Regions from separate parts of the Mus musculus genome. Here region 2 is linked to region 1. Evidence: chromatin contacts called from ENCODE Hi-C or POLR2A ChIA-PET data. All regions are on one chromosome and are shown on one strand. The core of a region is the stretch at or near the end of the contact, and the rest is flanking DNA. Distances in the headings are between cores, read along the strand shown.

Region 1 (4,621 bases), core at 597-3,096:
GGATAAGAACTTTGCTTCGTTATCTTTACTTTAGGGTACCCAGCACACGATGGACATTCAATGACTATACTAATGGATTGATTTTAAACTACTTTCCTAGTAGACTGAACGGTGGTGTTTTGATGAATTATTGTTTTAACTAGAGCCTTATTTGAGTAAACAGATTTAGATTACATAGCATAATGTGTCTTCCTAAAGAACAGCCTTAAGCCGGGCAGTGGTGGTGCACCCCTTTAATCCTAGCAATTGGGAGGCAGAGGCAGGCGGATTTCTGAGTTCGGGCCAGCTTGGTCTACAGAGTGAGTTCCAGGACAGCCAGAGCTCCAGAGAAATCTTGTCCCGAAAAAACAAAAAAACAAACAAACAAACAAACAAAGAACAGCCTTAAATGATACTCATGTGTTAAGCATACAACATATTTTTCAAAACTGTTATCTTCCATCAATATGGGTGGGGAGGTGAAGATGGGGGAGAGGGGACAGCATCTGTGTAAGAGTCTCCGGACTTAAATTCTAACTGAGAAGAGTTATAACTAATTTACACTAGGCAATAGGCTAGGCTAACGATCATTGAAGAGCTGAGCAGTCATTTAACTTCTGACACCATTAACGGTAAAAATAGTACTATTTGCTTCACTTCCCACACATCATTGTCAAAGGATGTTTATAGAGGACTTCAAAAACTGTAAAACCTACTAAAGTGGAGTTTTTGGGTTGATGTAATGTCATTTCTACGAGTTGATATATTTGTGCCTATCAATCATTTATATTAATCCCCAAACCCTGGCATCCAAGAGCTAGATTAGGGTGGCCCTGACCTCAGAGATCTGCAAACCCCTCCTGCCTTTCCAAAGCTGGGTTAAAGGCGTGGGCACCACGCCTGGTGAAGTGGGTTAAAAGCGTGGCCAACCACGCCTAGTTAAGCAGGCTATCCAGGTTTGTTTGGGTAAGAGTGACAGATACCGAGTAATTATGAGAAACGCATACTTTAAAGGAAAAAAAATTTTTTTTTCGAGTCCTTTTTACCACTGTAAAAAATGTAGGAAGTGGCTAAGTGATTCCAACAGAACATCTTAAGCGCCAGACTCCCAACTGCCTTTATCCCATCCCCTCCCCTCCCCCTCGTCGGGGCCGCGGACCCGTGCTGGGTCACGCCCGGGACGGTTGGGGTCCGGTTGAGGTCAGCCAGCCCGCGGCCGTTGAGAACTCCAGCTCCCGGCAGGCACCGCTTCCGCGGCCCACGCGCGTGGCGGCGCTGCCCGCTGGGACTCGTAGTGCGGTCCGGGTAGGAGAACGAGGCAGTTACCCTGCCTCCTTCCGCGCACACCTAGGAAACCCGGCCGGCAAGGCTCACGCCCGCCCACCCGTTTCCAGCGCCGCTCGGGGGTGGGGGGCTAGCGAAGCAGAACCTCAGCCGGGGCGGAGGGAAGAGGCCGCCACTAGACGCGCACGTGGGGGGCGGTTGGCGCCCAGAAACCCGGAAGCCCCGCGCGCTGCCCACCCGCTGCGCTGACGGGTTAACGCTCTTTCGGGCGGGGGCGGGGCGTGTGCGCAAGGGGCGTGACCAGCGGCCGCGCCGAGGCCGCCCACTGGCCGTCCCGCCCTTTCCTGGCTTTGCGCAGCGGGAAGTCGGCCCCTGGCTGTGGCGCCTGCGCAGAAGCCCCGCCCCGCCTCGGGCCCAACCCCCACGCCCGCAGCAGCGGCAGCCGCCGCCACCTCTCCCTTCCTCTGCGCTTTCCTCCGCCTCCTCCGGCGCCGTCGCTCGCGTAGGGCCCTGGCGTCAGACGCGCGTGGGCGGGGCGAGTGCGGCGGGGGGTATAAGTAGAGGGTGCAGGAGGCGGTGCTTCCCCTTCTCCCCGGCGGTTAGTGCTGAGAGTGCGGAGTGTGTGCTCCGGGCTCGGAACACACATTTATTATTAAAAAATCCAAAAAAAATCTAAAAAATCCTTTGAAAAAACCCAAAAAAAATTTACAAAAAAATCCGCGTCTCCCCCGCCGGAGACTTTTATTTTTTTTCTTCCTCTTTTATAAAATAACCCGGTGAAGCAGCCGAGACCGACCCGCCCGCCCGCGGCCCCGCAGCTCCAAGCAGGAACCCAGAGACCGAGGCCTTCCTGCCGCCCGGACCCAGCACCGCCAGCCTCGCTCCCCCGGTTCCACGGCCGTTGAGTACGCGTCGATTCCGGTTGAATTTTGTCCCTCTGCGCTCGCCCCCGCTCCCCTCCCCCCGGCTCCGTCCCCCGGCCCCGCACTCGCTCTCCTCCTCTCACGGGAAAGGTCGCGGCCTGCGGCCCCGCGGGCAGCCGTGCCGAGATGAACCCCAGCGCCCCCAGCTACCCCATGGCCTCTCTGTACGTGGGGGACCTGCACCCCGACGTGACCGAGGCGATGCTCTACGAGAAGTTCAGCCCGGCCGGGCCCATCCTCTCCATCCGGGTCTGCAGGGACATGATCACCCGCCGCTCCTTGGGCTACGCGTACGTGAACTTCCAGCAGCCGGCGGACGGTGAGCGGCAGGCCGGAGGGTGGCGGGCGGGCGGCCATGCGGCCGGGGCGGCGGGCCTAGCGGGGCGGGCGAGGGGGCGGGAGGGCACGGCGCCGCAGCCCCTCGCGGGCCGGCACTTCCTCCTCTGCGACCATTTTCTCGCCATCGGTCGCTCTCAAACTTTAGGGCGATGACGCGCCCGGAGGGTGGTTGAGATAGCCTTCACCGCGCTCCCGCCACAAGCTGTGGGATTCGGGGGTTTCGAGTACCCTCCTGGAGCGGCGGGTGGAGGTACCCCTCCATCCCCTGCCCTGGCCCGGCAGTCAGGCCGGGGAGGAAGTACGATTCAGTGTTGGGAAATACCACGTGTTGAACCCTGTAACCTCACAGGCCCGAGGCCTGTTCCTGCCGGTGGCTCAATCGCTGGGAGGAGCCCTAGGCTTTAGAAGAAAGTTAAATAGGGTGATGCCTGGTGGTGGTGGTCCTTAGGGTCGTAAGCTCGTTCCTAATAGCACATCTCTGACCTGTGGACCAGGAAAGGCACCTTATACCATATATAATTGCTTGGGGTTTTCCCTAGATGAAGTATTCTTTAACCATGCCGTGGAGGAGGGGATGTGGAAGACTCTAGGGCACCAGACTCCTTGGCTCATTTTCAAACAAATTAGATCTTAAGTTTAATAGAAGTCGTTATTTAATGTATACATATGTATATTTTTTCTAAAATAGCACCTGTGGTTATGAATTTTAAACATGTTGACCAGTTTTGGTCCTAAATATTAGGGTAACCTGGATCAAATTATGCTGAGTTAATAGCATCCAACTAATGAAAGCTTCTTTGATTTTTCTTTCGTAAAGTGGTTTGGAATATCCATGAATCTTGGGCAATAATTAAGAAGTAACACATTGAGTTTGTTTTAAGTTTGACAATTCACTGAAACAGAAATCTAAGAATCAGATAAGATCTATGGCCTGATATCGTTGGGTTTTTAAATCTAGATGACTCTGATTTAGAAGTCAGCTCTGGGTTTTATTTTAGTAAGGAAGACTGGAATTAAAGAGTGGTCACTAGATTAAAGGTGAGATTTGGGGTAAGCAGCATCTTAAGTGATGCTCTGGTAAGCCAGAAGTTGTAGAAGGGCACAGCAGGTGGCCTGCCCCTTGCTCTCTAAGGGGCACTTTTAGTGTCACTTCATTACAGCTTTCAACTCTGGCAGGTGACAGAATGTAAGGTACAGGAAGGTAGCTTGGGATAGAGTAACCAGAACTTCTATGAAAACAAAACTTGAAAGACTTGAAACTTAGTGGTTTTCTTTTCTTTTTTAAATCCAGACATGCCCAGGTTTTAAAGGTCCTGGGATTTGAAAAGCCGAACCTCAAATTGCCATGGTTATAGTTAACTTTATACATTTGTGTCAGTGGACCAATATTCCAACTGCTCAGAATCTTGCCTCTTCTTTCTTCCATTTATTTTGTGGCTGTATGTTCAATGTTCCATCTTACCAATTTTTTTTAAACCAGCTTTTTCCTTTTTACAGTATTTCCTTACCGATTGCAGTAATGGACTAGGGTTCTGCTAGTGACCAGTTTTCAGTTTTGTAGGGAGATGTGACTCATTAAAAAAAACCCCAAGCTCAAGCAAAGTCAGCAGGACCAGGGGTGCTTAGGAGGTGTGGCCAATTGATAATGAGCTGGCTGCTGATTACTGTGCTCTAGGAGCTAGAAATTTCATTTACAGAAAAGTGGTTGGGGGGACTGTGGTGCTTTCTGCACTTAAACCCAGCACATGTGTTTGTCTGTTGAGTTCTTGGCTAGCCTGGGCTACATGAGTTCAGGAAAGCCAAAGATACACAGTGAGACCTTATCTGAAAGAAAAAGAAAGAAAAAGAGAAAAGGTGGCTGAAAAACTTGTTCTGTCAATAACTACAATTATTATGAGATTTGAAATTTGCTTCAGGTGTTCAAGTGGACTGTTTCCCCCTTGAAGGTCTCATCTCTTTACTTAATGATAGTATTTTTTTTTCATTTAAGACAGGTAATGGGTACATGGCAGAGGTGGCTGGACTCCAGGCCAGCCTGGGCTGCATAGAGATCCTGTATCCAAAAAAAGTTTCAGCTTTAGCACTTCTTTTTATAG
Region 2 (4,621 bases), core at 956-3,455, 120 kb before region 1:
TTGGAAGTCTCTATCTATCATAATAAGTTAAAACATTTAACATTACATTTATCAGATTTCTGACAAGATTGAGAGCCAGTATCTATTATGCATATCTGAGTTAGACAACCGCTGTTTGTTTAATTATTTGTTCTAGAACACATCTAGCAAATAAAGAAAGCACATTGGAACTTAATGGCAGTAGCAAAAACAAGGCTAGAAACATATATTTAAGGCAGTGGTCTTTAACTTTTAAATGTTTAGAAATCATTATTTACCAAAGCAGGATAGACGGGAAAACTGTATCTTAATTGCTAAGTGACTTTGGCAAGCTGCACTCCTAAAGGCAGCGAACTGGGGACTGCCTGTAACAAATATGGCACTGAAGCTACAACCAGCCACATGACTGCCCTCATCTAAGATGGCACTGAAGCAATAGCATAGCAAAACCTTATCTGCCTACAACAAAGACAGTCACAGAACTTCCCCTAGTTAAGATGGCGCTAAAAGTCACTGTTATCCCCTAGAATGGAGCTGTAGGAATGTGCCTGTGTGACTTAGAATGGAACAACAGAAGCATTACAAAGACAAACATACTGATGAATCTAAGCAGTGCAGCGTGAGGGGCGTGGCTTGGCGGCAAGCGATGGCTACGGGAGTGTGCCTGTGGCTTGGCAGAGCAGAATATCAGCATGGGGGTCAAGAGTAGAGAGCAGCGCCTGAAGCAGCGTTCTGTCTTCTAGCAACTCTGCTCAGGTTGGAGAGCAAGTGTGCTCCAGGCACTCAGGGCGGTGGGGCGCGCGCGAGAGATCACGCCGTGCCACAGAGCACTGGGTGGCAGGGTTGAGTAGGCGGGGCTGGGGGGCCGTAGCTGCAGCTGTGTCCTTGCTGCCAGAGCTCTAGTCAACTGGCTGCTGTGGAGTCAGGTCAAACAGGGAGGGAGACAGCAAGGGGGAATGTGGAGAGCTCAGGATTGTCAGGCAGCACCGCCCTGAACAGAGAGTGAGGGGCGGATGGAAAGTACGTGGTGGCGGCAGAATCAGGGGAGCAGGGAACCGGGAGTGGAGAGCAAGCAGCAAGAAAACGTGGGGTAGGGAATGGTCTACAGATCGCTAGCTAGAGAGTTGTAAAAGTTTGCTATTAAAGTTCCAGTAAACGGCCATTTAGAGTTATTCTTTGATGGGTATAGGGGCCAAATTTTAACCAGGAGACGTGCTAGCAAAGATATTCCCTTCTGGGTGAGAATAGGAGCAAGTGACTTCCCCGTTCCCCGGTGTCTCTAGTACAAATGTGATAGCTAGAAACAGAGGCAGCCAAAACAGATCACCAGCCACGCAGTGAACTAGCAGCTGAGCTGCGGGACCAGTGCACGAGCTGTGTGTGGGGCTCAGAGCCTGAGGGAGGATGGTTTGCCTAAGCGTAGGATTTTTTCAGCAGTGTGCAAGAGAAGCCAAGAGAAAAACCGTCAGAGAAAGAGAGACAGAGACAGAGAGAGCACTCACCCAGGGGTAGAGGTCCGAGAACGAAGCATCAGTAAGAAGACCAGGACACCACGGGGTGGCTGCAAGCTCAACAGCCCTCCCTTGGGACCAGAGGGCGTTTATGCTGACCAGTGAGAGTAGGGAGCTTTACCAATTCTCCAGTGCTTGGGTGGAGAGGTCTAGCAAGAGATCCATCCCATGGCTGCAAAGTCCATGTGGCAGCACGGAAATATGAGCTCATGCAACCTGTGAGTTTCTAAATCCCAGGCACAGCACCCGTGTTGGTAGAGGCGCTGTATGGTGGGTGAGGTGGAAGGGCTGCCTCCACAGGCCCCCGCTGAGGCATCCCCTCCCCCTGAGGCATGGTATGGAGTTTATTTAGGGCATGGGGAAGGTGGGAGGCAGAGAAAGGCGGGAGGTGGGGAGAGGAGAGGGAGAAGCAGGCCAGGAACACATGGGGAGAGGAAGGGGGGAGCGGGAGAAGGGGCAGGTAGTAAGAAAGAGGATCAGACAGCGAGGAAGAGACATGCAGACCCTTTTAGAGTGAGCCAGGCATACCTGGCTATTGCCAGGTCATGCCAACAGTAACTTCTGCTCTTTAGCAGCCTGTAGTGACATTAATTCTCTTTACATTTAGACAATTTAAGTGTCTAAAGATTGGTGACCCAACCAGGAGAGCAATAGCAAAGCATTATATGGCAAGCATTTGTACCACACTCCCTTGTGACATAGCCCAGCCCATCAAAGGTCTGTACCACACCCTCTTGTGACATAGCCCAGCCCATCAAGTACCAGCATCCTCCCAGGTGTATGTTAGCTTCCTCCAGCTGTGGGCCGCGTTGGGTGCCAGAAGTGCTTCTCTGTCCTCTGTTTCCTCCCTCAGGGTGTCCAGGCACCAGGCTTGAAGGATGAAGTGGAGTCTGGAACAGGTTGGGACTGGCTCTCAGTCCAGCTGAACTCACATGTGGGCATGGGGTGGAGGGCTTCACCAAGGAAGGCCTTCTCTGGCGATTTTAGTCTTACAGCTCTTTTAGATGACTCCCAATGAAGTGGCTCTTAGATGGTCTTCAGTGAAATAGCTGGTGCTCACTTACTTTATTTGGGTGGACAAGGGCTGTATATGAACTTTGGAGAGTGGAGAGGAGTTTTCAGGGTGAATGTTGATGACTGGCTGGAGCTCAGTGAACTGGGAACGCCTCTTTTGTGTGGAAAAGCTCTCCAGGAATCCCAGGTATTTGCTGGGCAGGTTCTTATGGGGTGTAGGGAGAGGAATTTGTAGGTTTGCCAAGGACCCCATTACCTTCCTCAGGTAGAGGATGGGGGGGTAGTCAGAGAAGTGGAAGCCCTGCTAGAAAAAGGGAATTCTCCATTTTGTGCTGAGCTCAGAGGAGCTACACAAAACATGGGGATGTTCCATTAGCTGAATGTTGCTAGAGGAGTGATCTTACACGCGTTCGCAACCGGCCAGGAAAGACGCAACAAACCAGAATCTTCTGCGGCAAAGCTTTATTGCTTACTCAGGAGCAAGAGAGGAAGAGCGCGGCAGAGAGAGGCAGAGAGGAAGAGAGAGAGAGAGAGACACAGAGAGACGCAGAGAGAGAGGCAGAGAGAGGGGCAGAGAGGGAGAGAGGCAGAGAGCAGAGGAAGAGAGCAGAGGAAAAGACGAAGAGGCGAAGAGATGAAGAGAAGAAGAAACGAAGAGACGAAGAGGCGAAGAGAAAGAGTGCCAGAACCCCGTCCCTTTTAAGGAGAATTATCCTCCGCCTAGGACGTGTCGCTCCCTGATTGGCTGCAGCCCATTGGCCCAGTTGTCATCACAAAAAAGGCAGAGCACATGGCGGGAAAACTGCCCCTGCACATGTGCAGATTATTTACTACTTAGAACACAGCTGTCAGCGCCATCTTATAATGGCAAATGTGAGTGCGGCTCCCCACAGAGTGAAGCCCAAAGACTTGTGTCAAGGTGCTCATGAGTCCAGCATGGGACAGTCTGGGAAAGCCGGAGTTTATGGAGTTTATAGGTCAGTGGTCTCCAGAGGTTGGCAGATGAAGATGCAGAATACAGGTTTCTTCAGCTATTCCTCATATTTTGAGGGTGGCATACACCATTTTGCTCAAAGCCTGTAGAATAGAGACAGAAGTGGGGGCTGATGCAGAGCTAGAACACACTACAGTGGCACACTCGTTGTAACAACTCCAAAACACGTTTGTGTCCAGTGACAAACACTGCCCTCCCCCTCTGCTGGCTCCCCTCCAGCTTCCTACAATCCACCACATACAAGGTGACATCAGACCAGAGGAGCGGCTCTAAGACTTCTCTCCATGATGCAACTAGTGTATGAGCTGTCCTGATTATCCAGGGTCCACACCAGGCTGCTGGCTAAGTATCTTGAACTATGCTGCTGAGTCTACTAGGGAGAATTTTAAGAAAACCTCCTCCCTGGATTAAGGAGTGGGGGAGGTTATGTTGGCTTTTTCCTTGCTTCCTTTCTCCCTGCCTTAACATATGGTGGAGCAGTGTGACAGCCATCTTGTGATGACAGGGTAGCAAGAAGATGGATATGTTCTGGGTCCCTGATGGACCGACGCTGCACCAAACCTAGAGCTGGCTTTTCTCTGAATGCTTTAGGGCATGAGACAAGATGGCTGAATACTGCAAATGGAAGCCTTACTTCCATTGTTGTTACTTTCGGATTAACTCAAGCTGGGAGGGAGGTGTTTGAAAAGGAAAGCAAGGCTCAGGAAAGCAGGAGACCTTACTCAGGCTCAGGAAAGCAGCTTGGGCTGAAGGGAAAGAGTTTCCCATCAGCCTTGCCTGCTGTTAACCCTGATCCTTCCTCATTCCTACTCAGACCCTTACTCGGCATTCTCGAGTCATTACCAAGCACACTTAAAAGAAACCATTTACAAACTAAAAAGAGATATACTTGGTTCACAGCCATGCAGGTTTAAGCCTGAGGCTGAGTACTCACTCATATTAGTCTGGGCTTCTGGTCACATTTCGAGGCAGGAGCTGAAGACAAGAGACTCTCTTCTCAGGATTTCCTTGGATGACCCTCCTCCAACCCCCCACCCTAACCTATCTGCGGAGACCCTATCTGTGGAGGCGTTTGCCTTGGCCTGGCGGGAGGGTTCAAGTGAAGGGGTAGGGGTATGAGCAG

The links. Hi-C counts contacts between places; a loop is a spot of excess contacts on that map. ChIA-PET counts read pairs that join two places held with the same protein, here RNA polymerase II (POLR2A).
Region 2: POLR2A ChIA-PET joins it to region 1 with 17 read pairs in embryonic stem cell. The contact joins the promoter of A830021M18Rik here to the promoter of Pabpc1 in region 1. A Hi-C loop is called at or near these places in 1 of 37 maps with a recorded cell type or tissue (T-helper 1 cell). POLR2A ChIA-PET finds 5 or more read pairs at or near these places in 3 of 5 experiments (Patski and embryonic stem cell).

Annotation. Positions count from the first base shown.
Region 1 is chr15:36,606,198-36,610,818 of GRCm38, reverse strand. It overlaps Pabpc1 (poly(A) binding protein, cytoplasmic 1), which reads left to right and starts at 1,846. Exons shown (of 15, transcript NM_008774.3): 1 at 1,846-2,505. The coding sequence starts at 2,313.
Region 2 is chr15:36,723,829-36,728,449 of GRCm38, reverse strand. A830021M18Rik (a long non-coding RNA gene) reads right to left here and starts at 2,205. Exons shown (of 3, transcript XR_875150.3): 1 at 1,482-2,205. Gm41297 (a long non-coding RNA gene) reads left to right here and starts at 139. Exons shown (of 3, transcript XR_875152.2): 1 at 139-735.